2 separate regions of the Homo sapiens genome follow, and region 1 is linked to region 2. A link is a loop called in an ENCODE intact Hi-C map of the cell type or tissue named here. Cell type or tissue: IMR-90. All regions are shown on one strand. Region 1 has its middle 15 kb from the start of LINC02280. Region 2 overlaps INF2 (inverted formin 2).

Region 1 (5,000 bases), 58 kb after region 2:
TGCTTCTACCTTCGTGTGTTGGTGAATGATGCTGCTGTGGACACGGGTGTGCAGATATCTGTTCAAGTCCTTGCACTCAGTTCTTGGGCGAATACCCAGAAGTGAAATGTCCGGATGATGTGGCAATTCTAATATAAGTTTTTGAAATACTGTTTGAAATATCGCCATTCTGGTCTCCACAGTGGCTGCACCGGTTTGCCCTCTCTACCGTAAACACCCTCCATGCTCTGCGATTCATCCCTTCCCCCCCGCTAACCCTGGCAACTACGGGTCCTTTTACTGTCTCCGTAATTTCCCCTTCTCTGGGATGTCCTAGAGTTGGAATCATATAGTATGTGGCCTCTTCAGACTGGCTTCTTTCACTCAGTAATATGCATTTAGGGTTCTTCCATGGATTTTCATGGCTTCACAGCTGTCTTTTAAGTTTATCAACTTCATATAAACACACTGCCCTGCTTTGTCCTCAGGTTCTGTGAGTTTCGAAGAGGTAGTTTAAGGAGTCAACTGGGTTGGACTACAAGTTTTTGTTCTTTTTCTGTTTGGAAAAGCAACAGTGCATATCACCAGTTCGGGATTCCTGGCTCAATACCACCAGCTCGGGATTCCTGGCCCACAGGCCTTGAGCATGAGACGACTGTGGTTCTGAGGCTAGATATCGTAACCTCTCCATATGGAGAAGGATGCGGGAGAAGTGATCACGGGCTTGGCTCTCCCCAACCCCCCTGTAAAACATGAGCCACCGAGATTGCACAACCGGAGACACAGAGGACACTGTCCACAGTAAAGCCTGGTGGCAGCATGTTCCCCTGGAACACAAAATAAGAGTGGGCAGGAAGAGACCACCAACCTGGTGGCTGGCGAGCACGAGGAAGCTGAAAGCAGTGGTGGGCATTGGTGGGCTTGGGACGCCATGGACCTCCTCAGGGGCTCCCTGAGCCAACGTGGGGAGCAGCCATGGTGGGAGGGGTGGACACACACTTGGTGGGGAGCCAGGACAGCCCGGTCGGAAACGTTCACAACCGCCAGCCCAAGCCTCCTAAGGGGAGAGTGCTGGGACACAGCGACCAGGAGAAAGGTGCCCAGGCTGAGCCGGGAGAGAGGCGGGTGGGAGCACCTAGAGCCGCACACGAGGGCGCTGTAGAGTCACCGCTGTGCCACGTGGCGCCGGGTCTCCAGGCCCAGCTAGAGGATGCACCTGCTGGGAACAAGCCCTGCAGGAGGGGAGCAGGGGGGCAGCCCTCGACAGCAGGAGCCACTGGGAGATGAACCTGTGCGCGCCAGCAGCTTGGTCCCTTTGCTGCATGGCCAGCGGCTCCGATGCGTAAACAGTGGACAATTATTTCATGGTTTCTGGAGTTGGCATTTAGGAGGGGCTCATTTGGGAAGCTCAGGTGCGGGGTCTTGCACGTGGTCAGATGCTTGCGGGGATGGCTGTCATCTGAAGGCCTGGCTGTGCTCAAGTATCTGTCCAGGTGCCCCATGTCAGAGGGAACCCAGGCCCGGTTGTGCCCAGGGTGTCTGGTGCCTGTGGGCCGGGCCGTGGGTCTGCTCCTGTACCTGGTGCTGGTCACTGGGCCCCTCCTGCGGCCACTTCTCACTGACAAAACGCTGCCCCGCTTTGTCCCCAGGTTCTGTGAGTTTCAAAGAGGGGTTTCAGAACATCCCCTCCACCATGTGGTGGGATGCTGACTCCGGAGCATGGACTGTGTGCTGGCAGCACGTGGACTCCGCAAAGACAGACTGGCTTAGCCTTCCAAGCGAAAGCCGTCAACACCTCTGCTCTACGGAGGGGGAAACAGAGGCCCAGGGAGGTGAGGTGGCTCCAGGAGGAGCTAGGCTGTGATGGGCAGGGGCCAGGGAGGTGAGGGCTGTGGGGACTCAGCTCTGTACCCCAGCCTCGCGGCACCTCATGGAGGCCAGCCTGAGGGCCCTCCAGACCTGGGAGTCCTGCCCTGCGGCCCACAGGCCCGATGGCTTCACAGGTGGTAGAGGCCTCCAGTGCAGATCCCCGTCCACGCCCTCCTTCTGGACTTCCTGGCTGAGGCCTTATATGTCAAGAGTGGGTAGGGGTGGGGAGGTTAGGTGTGCCCCCACTGTGCCCGGCAGATGCTGGGGATGGGGAGGTGCTGGCAGGTGGGCTGGGGCTGCCCTTGGCCCCACCTTTCCAGTGTGAAGTTTGTGCAGCTTCTGCCTGGCCCAGTCGGGGTGTGACTGGCCTCAGGTGTGGGCCGTGAAACCCCAGGCCCACCCTCCCACTCCCAGCCATTCCTTGAAGGGGCCCAGGCCACCTGCACTGGAGTGGGACGCAGGTGTCTGCAGCGTTCAGGAAAGATGGCAGGTGTCCACGACACCCCAGCCACGCCCAGGACCTTCTGGACAGGCTCCTGTAGGGGTGGGGGTGGAGTCCTAATTATAGGGAGCCTGAAGACCAGGCCAGGACTTCGAGGCATCTTGATGCTACCCATCCCCAGACCCAGCGGCTCTGCCCCAGGGTGGGCCCCAGCCAGCCAGAGGAGCCCCGAGGCTGGGAGATGGGGAGACTGAGGCAGGGTGGGCAAGCGCTGGGTGGTGCGGGGGCAACCAAACCAGGACCCAGGCAGGAGGCTGGAAGCCCCCTGGGCCCCCTCTGTCCCTGCACCTCCTCTCCCCCTCCGCCCCCTCTTCCCCTGCGCCCCGCTCGGCCAGGGGGCGCCCGCTTCAGTGTCCGTTTGGGGGGCGCGGCGCGCCCTCTGGCGGTAAGCGGTGGCATCGCCCTCCTTTGTCAAGGCTGACGACGGGGGAGGAGGAGGGGCAGGGAGAGGGAAGCGGGGATGGAAGGAGAGAGTGGGGAGTGGAGGGTCCGCAGTCAGGCGGGGGCTGCAAAGGCGAGAACGCCTGGGAGGACGTTCCAGGGCGGGGCGGGCTCACGCGGCTCCGGGGCAGCGAATGTCCAGACCCTCGACTTCCTCGGCCCCTCGGCCTCCCCACCCGGAGCATGGACTTGCCCGGACGCCCAGAAAGCCGCTCTCCACCCTGGGGCTGGTGGCGTCGCAGCCCCCGACCGCAGCAGCGATTCCCGGTGGCCCGTCTCAGGTTTGCGGAAGTGCTGCCCCAATCCTCCTTTGTCCCGTAGACTTGTTCGTGTGAACAAAGACGCTCAGTGCTAGCCCCTAAAACCCAAAAAGCAGGAGGACATTCCACGCGGGATAGTGAGTCTTTTCAACAAGTCGTCGTCACCCATGGAAACAGGGGCTACACGGAAAAAAGCCCGTCCCCTTCATCGGGAGATGCATCCCCAATGAAAACTTCCTTTTTCTGTGTAACAATTTTTAATCAAAATGTATAATATAGATTATTTATATCCCAATCAGTGGTTTTGAGGAACTGTGGGCTAATAATTGAAAAATAATGAATCCAGTAGAAACATTTAAAGATAAGAGACTTATGAAGTAAAGAATGAAAAGTGGCATTTCAATTTATACACATATTTCCATTACGGAAAAGCACAGTGAGGCCAGCGGAGGACTTGGAGCAGAAGATATGTCATGTTGGCATAAAATTCTGTGGGCAAAGTGGAGGGAAAATACAAGGCAAAGGAGAAAACATTTAAGTCTGTTAAAAAATTGTCTCTTAAAAATTGATGATTAAATCACCATGATATTTAGATTTCGTTGGATTCATTTAAAAGACTGGCCAACATGGTGAAAACCTGTCTCTACTAAAAATACCAAAATTAGCCGGGCGTGGTGGTGGGCACCTGTAATCCCAGCTGCTCGGGAGGCCGAGGCAGAATTGCTTGAACCTGGGAAGCGGAGGTTGCAGTGAGCCGAGATCACACCATTGCACTCCAGCCTGGGCCACAGAGCGAGACTCCATCTCAAGAAAGAAAGAAAGAGAGAGGGAGACAGAGAGAGAGAGAGAGAGAGAGATGGCGGGAGGGAGGGTGGGAGGACTGGTCCAACCGTTATCTAATGAATATCAATATGAACCAGCGATCCGTGCAGCAATATGGATGACTTTATAAACATGATGCTGAGCAAAAGAGACCTTCCACAGAACAGGACCTGCTGTGATTCCTTTTATGTGGTGTTCTAGAACAGGCAAGAAATCGTACCAGGGGATGTCTTTTGGGGTAGGGTGGGGGTGGGGCTTTGCCAGGAGAGGGCATGAGGGAACATTCTGGATTGGTGGTGGTGTTCTCCCTCTTCGTAGGTGTATGCGTTTGTTAGAAGTCATCTAGGCAACCACTAATCTATTATTATTATTTTTTTTGATATGGAGTCTTGCTCTGTCACCCAGGCTGGAGTGCAGTGGTCACTGCACCCTCCACCTCCCAGGTTCAAGCAATTCTCCTGCCTCAGCAGCCGAGTAGCTGAGATTACAGGCGTGCACCCCCACACCTAACTAATTTTTGTATTTTTAGTAGAGATGGGGTTTCACTATGTTGGCCAGGATGGTCTTGAACTCCTCACCTCAGGGCTTCCACCGCCTTGGCCTCCCAAAGTGCTGGGATTACAGGCGTGAGCCACCGTGCCCAGCCTTTACTTTCTGTCTCTATGGATTTCTCTCTTCTGGACTTTCATGTGGATGGAGTTGTGTAGTGGGTGGCCCTTTATGTCTACCTCTTTTCCCTTAGCTTACTGTTTTCAAAGTTCATCCACATTGTAGCATGTATCAGTAATTCATTCCCTTTATGGCCAAATACTATTTACTACATGTAAATTTTACTTTAAAGAAAAAAAGGAGGCCAGGCCCAGTGGCTCACACCTGTAATCCCAGCACTTTGGGAGGCCAAGGTGGGCAGATCACTTGAGGTCAGGAGTTCAGGACTAGCCTGGCCAATACAGCAAAACCCCATCTCTCCTAAAAAATAAAATGAAATAAAAAACTTAGCCGGCTGTGGTCGTGGGCGCCTGTAGTCCCAGCTACACAGGAGGCTGAGGCAGGAGAATTGCTTGAACCCAGTAGGCGGAGGTTGCAGTGAGCTGAGATTGCGCCATTGCACTCCAGCCTGGGCGACA
Region 2 (5,000 bases):
GTTGAGGAAGTTCCCAATTCTCAGGATCAGCTGGCAGAAGATGGGCAGCTGGCGGCTGGTGAGCAGGCCTGCAGGGGCAGCCAGGGCTGGAGAGGGGCTCTTGGTTCGGAGCCCCCAGATGCCCTGGCGGTGGGGTGTGGTCCTGCTTGCCAGTGCCCCTGCACTCCCTGGCTCCTCCCCAGGCTCAGCCCAGCACCGGAAGGATCACAGGACAGGGCCTGGGGGCTGCAAACCCTCCACCGACGGGAGTGGACACCTACAGTGTGCCTGACAGACGTGAGCTGTGCCTCACTGGTCCGTACCTGTCCCTCTCCCTGCCCAGTGGCTGTGGCAGGTCCCCATGGATTCCCCTTTCAGAGATGGTGCCCGTGTGTGTGCACTTATGTCTGTACATGTATGTGAGGGTGTGTGTGTTGGGGGGGTGTGTACGTGTGTCTGTGTGTCCTGTGTGCATGTGTGTGACTGTGCTTGTGGGCTTGTGTGTGTGCACGTGCCCGAGTGGCGGTGTGCATGCGTGTGTGCACGTGCCTGAGTGGCGGTGTGCTTGTGTGTGCGCGTGCCGGAGAGTGGCAGTGTGCTTGTGTGTGTGCACGTGCCCGAGTGGCGGTGGGCATGCGTGTGTCTGTGCGTCCAGTAGGTGTGTGCACCGAGGTGGTGGCAGCAGGGTGGTTTCCGGAGTGGTGGTGAAGGCTGGCACCCTTAGGTGCTCTTAGCAGCCATTATGATACTGGCAGTAGCAGGGGCCCCGAGCAGCCCTCCCGCCCCGGTTCGGAGGCCTGTCCCTCCTGCACACGTGCCCCGCTTGGCCCCACTCACTTTCGCAGGCAGCCAGCACCAGCTGGGCCTTGGGCCGCACCATGTCCAGCACGGCGGCCGCGCCCTCACACAGCAGCATGCACTCGATTCGCAGCTGGTAGCTGGGGATGGCACAGACAGGGATCAGTGGCCTGCACCCCCCACCTGTCCCTGCCAGAGGGGCACTCAGCACAGGGCTCTGGCTTGGGTGGTGGGCAAAGGGAGGGGGTTTCCACCGCCTGCCCCATCCAACAGGCACCCTCCCGGGCCTGCGCAGAGCAGGATCCAATTCCTCCAGAGGCCTCCAGCCCCACACTTTGAGGGGAAGGACTGGGGGTGGGGCTCGAGTGATGTTTAGAAGCCCAACCGCTGCAATGCTGCTCCTGGAGCCCGGGGCAGCCATTGGCACAGCCTCTTCTCCTCCCTGGCTGGGCCCTGCTCCCTATTCCTGCTCTCCTCCCACCTGGGGCCCAGGCCCTGGGGTCTGAGGGCGGCCATGCTCACCAGGGAATGGCCAGCAGGAGGAGGTAGAAGTGGTCGGCGCTGGCCAGCTTGGCTCGCTCCTCTGTGAATGCCCGCAGGTTTTCAATCTGCCAGGAGGAGAACGGCATGTGGGATCCCCCCATGCCAGCTTCCCGCCCTCCCGGACTGCCCGCCGGGCTCAGCCCCTCCAGTGCCCATCATGGCTCCCTGTGGCTCACGGTTCAGGGCAGAGGTAGGGCTGGGATGCCTCCCTTCTCTGTCTCCCTGCTGGGAGCCCCCGGGACAGCCTCTCCCTTGGTTGGTGGCACTAACTGGGGGTGGGGTGTGGGGGTGGTCCTCTTACCTCGTGCTTCTCGGGAAGGAGCTTAAGGAGTTGTTTGAGAACCTCCACATCAAACTTGGTGGTATCTCCAGCCCGGATCATAGCAGCGACCTCCTCGTTGGAGCTGGAGCAGGGAGAGGACCGGGCAGGGGTGAGTGAATCATGAGTCACCCCCACCCAGCCTCTTTGGGACCCCACCTGGCAGGGTTTCCCCACGTAGTCATGGGGTGGCCAGGGCAGGGGGGACACAGAACAGTCGAGTTGTTGCCCACGGTCACGCGGTGAAGGGGACCCAGGCTGACTCCCACCCTCGCTACCCTCCATGGGCCCTGCTCAGGAGATGCAGGATGGGTCGGGTCCAGCCAGCTCCCTCGGGCCAGTGCTGGACACCCGCAGCAGGAAAGGACTCGGGGGCTGAGAGTCAGGGCCCACTGGTTTAGCCACTACTTGTCTGTGGCCTTGTGGGGGGAGGTCCCAGCGCTCTGTCCCTGGGAGCCTGGACAGCCCCTAGCTGGGGCAGCATGGGGCTATTACCCGCCTACAATCCTGCCTAGGGGATGCAGTGTGCACTTCCCATGGCGGCCTGCAGAGGGCACTGCTGGGCCCAAGTCAGAAGGCTCAGGTGGAGGCGAGGCTCCGTGGCCTGGGATGGGGGCTACCTCCCTCACTCACCACTTAAATTGCTTCAGGAAGATGTTGAGGTTCAGGCTCTTCTTGGCATCGAGGAAAGTGATCTAGAAAACCCCCCACCCAACAGGCTGGTACCGGAGGGTGGCCAGGCAGGCGGCCCCGGTCTGAGTCCCCTCCCCGTCCCCACCTCCTTGGGCTCCTTCCTGGCCCGGGGGGCCACCATGGTGGGCTCCTTGGGCTTGGCTGCAGGGAAGGAGAATAGTCGCTCGATGCTGGAGAAGTCGGGCTCCACAGCCTCGGCGTCGGGGCTGCTCAGGGACGCCCACATAGAGTTGTGCTCTGTCGGGTGGGGACACGGCCAGTGAGGCTCTCGCAGCCCCGGGGCCTGGCGATCCAGCAGGCAGGGGCTGGAGCCTCCCAGAGGGTCTAAAGGATGTCCTGCCTGGGGCCCAGTAGGTCCAGGTCCAGCGTACAGCAGGCACCCTACCTCCCTACCTGAGCACCTGTAGCAGGGCCCCAGGGCACCATGGCACCCCAGATGCACTGGCTCACGGGAGCATGTGGAGGGGGGTCCTCAGAGGTAGCCCCTGCCCTGCTCCTCCCCCGTCCCCACCTCAACCACAGGCGCCGAGCCCAGAGCAAGGGCCAGGCTGCCCTGGCCACGCACGGGCAGGACGCGCACACAAGTTCCATGTGCCACCTGCCCCTCTCCCCAGCAGAGACCAGCCCCCGTCCTAGGGGAAGCTTCCCTTGGGGGTCTGGGGACCCTCACCACGTGCCACGTTGGATGGCAGCTTCTGCCAGTTCAGCTTCTTCATGCGCAGTGTGGGTGGGTTCACCCGCCGATGGCTGGGGACCCATGCTGAGCCCAAGCCATGGTCCACCTGGGCCACGATGACCTCCTCCATGCCTCCCGCCACGGGGGGGCTGCAGGTGCAGGGCAGTAGTGGAGGTGGGGGTGGAGGAGGGCCCCAGCCCATACCAGGCAGCAGGGGTGGGGGTGGGGGCGGGCATCCCAAGCCCGGGAGTGGTGGAGGTGGTGGGGGCAGGAACTCACAGGAGCCTGGCAGGGGTGGTGGTAGAGGAGGTGCTGGGGGGGCCATGGCCCCCAGGCCTGGCAGGGGTGGGGGCGGGGGTGCTGTTGGGAGGGCCTTAGCCCCCACACTGGGCAGGGGGGGTGGTGGGGGAGGGGGAGGGGGCTCGGCACTGGAACCAGGGAGCAGGGGTGGGGGTGGGGGTGGGGGTGGGGTGGACGCCTGCTGCTCCAGGGCTCTGGGCTGCGAAACTTTCAGGATGCTCTCACTCTGGGCGTGGTCCACGGGCTCGCAGGCAGCAGCTGCTGCTGGCTGCTGGCCCTCCACGCTGGGCTTGGGGGTTGTAGTGTTTTGCGGGGAGCTGCCCCTCTGGCTCTGGTCTAGGTTGGCCTGGACGCTTTTATGGGCCTTGACCAGGGGGCTCGGTCTGGGTCGCCCCTTGACAGACAGGAGCCGCTCAACCACTTCCTCCAGGGTGCATTCCTGGGCTGCAGTAGGGGATGTCCAGGGTCAAGGGAGAAGGGAGCCGGAGAGGGAGGGATGGGGGCTTGAGGAAGAGGCAGGAAAAAGCGGCCACCTCCCCTGGGCAGAGGATGGGTTGGGGCCAAGGGCAGGCTCCCCCCCCCATGGTCTAAGACCTCAGTGTCTGCCCACCAGGCTGTGCCTACGCCCCTGCCCCGCCCCCTCACCATCGCTGGCCAGGAGCACGGCCCGGTTCACGAGGCTCTCCAGGGCCTCCCAGAGCAGCTGGCTGGAGCGGAGGGTGGGCTCCAGGTGCAGGAGGCCCTGCAGCACCGACAGGAGCTGGGCAGACACCGGGGAGCAGCTCACCTGGACGGGCGAGTGTGGGGTGCAGGTCAGCAGCCGGCCCCTCCCTGGTGGACTAAGGACTGTGGCCTGTCTGCCAGGGTGTCCAGCCCCATCACCCCCTCTATTCCCACGGATCCCTAGAGATGAGAGTTTCAGCGACTGTGGTACTGGTGACATGTGGGACTGTCCTGTGCATTATGGGATGTTAAACAGAACCACTGGTCTCTACCTACTCAATGCCAACAGCACCCCCTGCCCAGCCGTGGCAGCCAAAAATGTCTTCAGATGTTGCCAGATGCCACCTGGGGACACAACTGCCCCCAGATGAGAGCTGCAAGGTTCAGGGAATGAGGGGAAGGCCTGAGCTTGACGAGAATTCAGCCTCTTAGCCCCTCACCAAGCCCTGAGGCCTCTGAAGCCCACCTGATGGGGACTGGGCAGCTGGGGCCCAGGACAGTAAGGCCGGCTGTGGGCCGCACTGGTCTTTGGAGCCCCGTCCTTCTGGGTCCTGTGGCCCTGGCTTTGCCCCCAGGGCCCAGCCCGGCCCCCAGGCTGCCCGCTCTAGGCGCCACCTCCCTTTCCAACCCCTGGGTCCTTGCTGCTCCCTGGAGTCTCACCCCAAAGCTGGCACCATGGCCCAGGTCACAGCAGGGTCTGACCAGGGCAGGGAGGACCGTTCCAGGCCCAGCCTCTGGACCTCAGGGCCACAGCCTGCCCTGGAGGGCTGCCCTCCGCCCTGCAGCCCCCAGCCCACCTTGTGGAACAGGGAGGCAAAGACCTCCTGGTGGCTGCTCATGTCGACCCCGCCAGAGACTCGCAGCAGCTCCTCCTCGTCCTCGGCCTTAGCCTCCTCGAAAGCCTCCAGCTGGATCAGCAGGTCGGCATCCTCCAGGTCTCTGTGCAGGAGGGGCCAGGTGGGCTAAGCC

The links. A loop is a pair of places that touch in the nucleus more often than their neighbours do. Peaks named below come from ENCODE experiments on the same cell type or tissue, not always from the same donor. Only the 100,000 strongest peaks of a DNase experiment are listed, where the experiment ranks them.
Region 1: a loop joins it to region 2, with 21 times the contacts of the local background. A loop is called at or near these places in 109 of 110 quality-filtered maps.

What each region holds. Positions count from the first base shown.
Region 1 is chr14:104,648,239-104,653,238 of GRCh38, reverse strand. No RefSeq gene overlaps it. Among named protein-coding and RNA genes, the nearest start is that of LINC02280, 15 kb to the left of the region's middle. RefSeq lists an enhancer at 1-313 and silencers at 2,595-2,674, 2,755-2,834, 2,845-2,994. In IMR-90, a CTCF peak has its summit at 2,731 (motif pointing left); no DNase peak of the experiment used is centred here; H3K4me3 peaks cover 572 bases; H3K27ac peaks cover 290 bases; H3K27me3 peaks cover 594 bases.
Region 2 is chr14:104,706,005-104,711,004 of GRCh38, reverse strand. It overlaps INF2 (inverted formin 2), which reads right to left. Exons shown (of 23, transcript NM_022489.4): 6 at 4,829-4,970; 7 at 3,954-4,095; 8 at 3,003-3,752; 9 at 2,418-2,569; 10 at 2,273-2,334; 11 at 1,622-1,724; 12 at 1,300-1,385; 13 at 817-917; 14 at 1-68. Among named protein-coding and RNA genes, the nearest start is that of ADSS1, 16 kb to the left of the region's middle. RefSeq lists a silencer at 2,128-2,277 and an enhancer at 3,963-4,553. In IMR-90, a CTCF peak has its summit at 2,187 (motif pointing right); no DNase peak of the experiment used is centred here.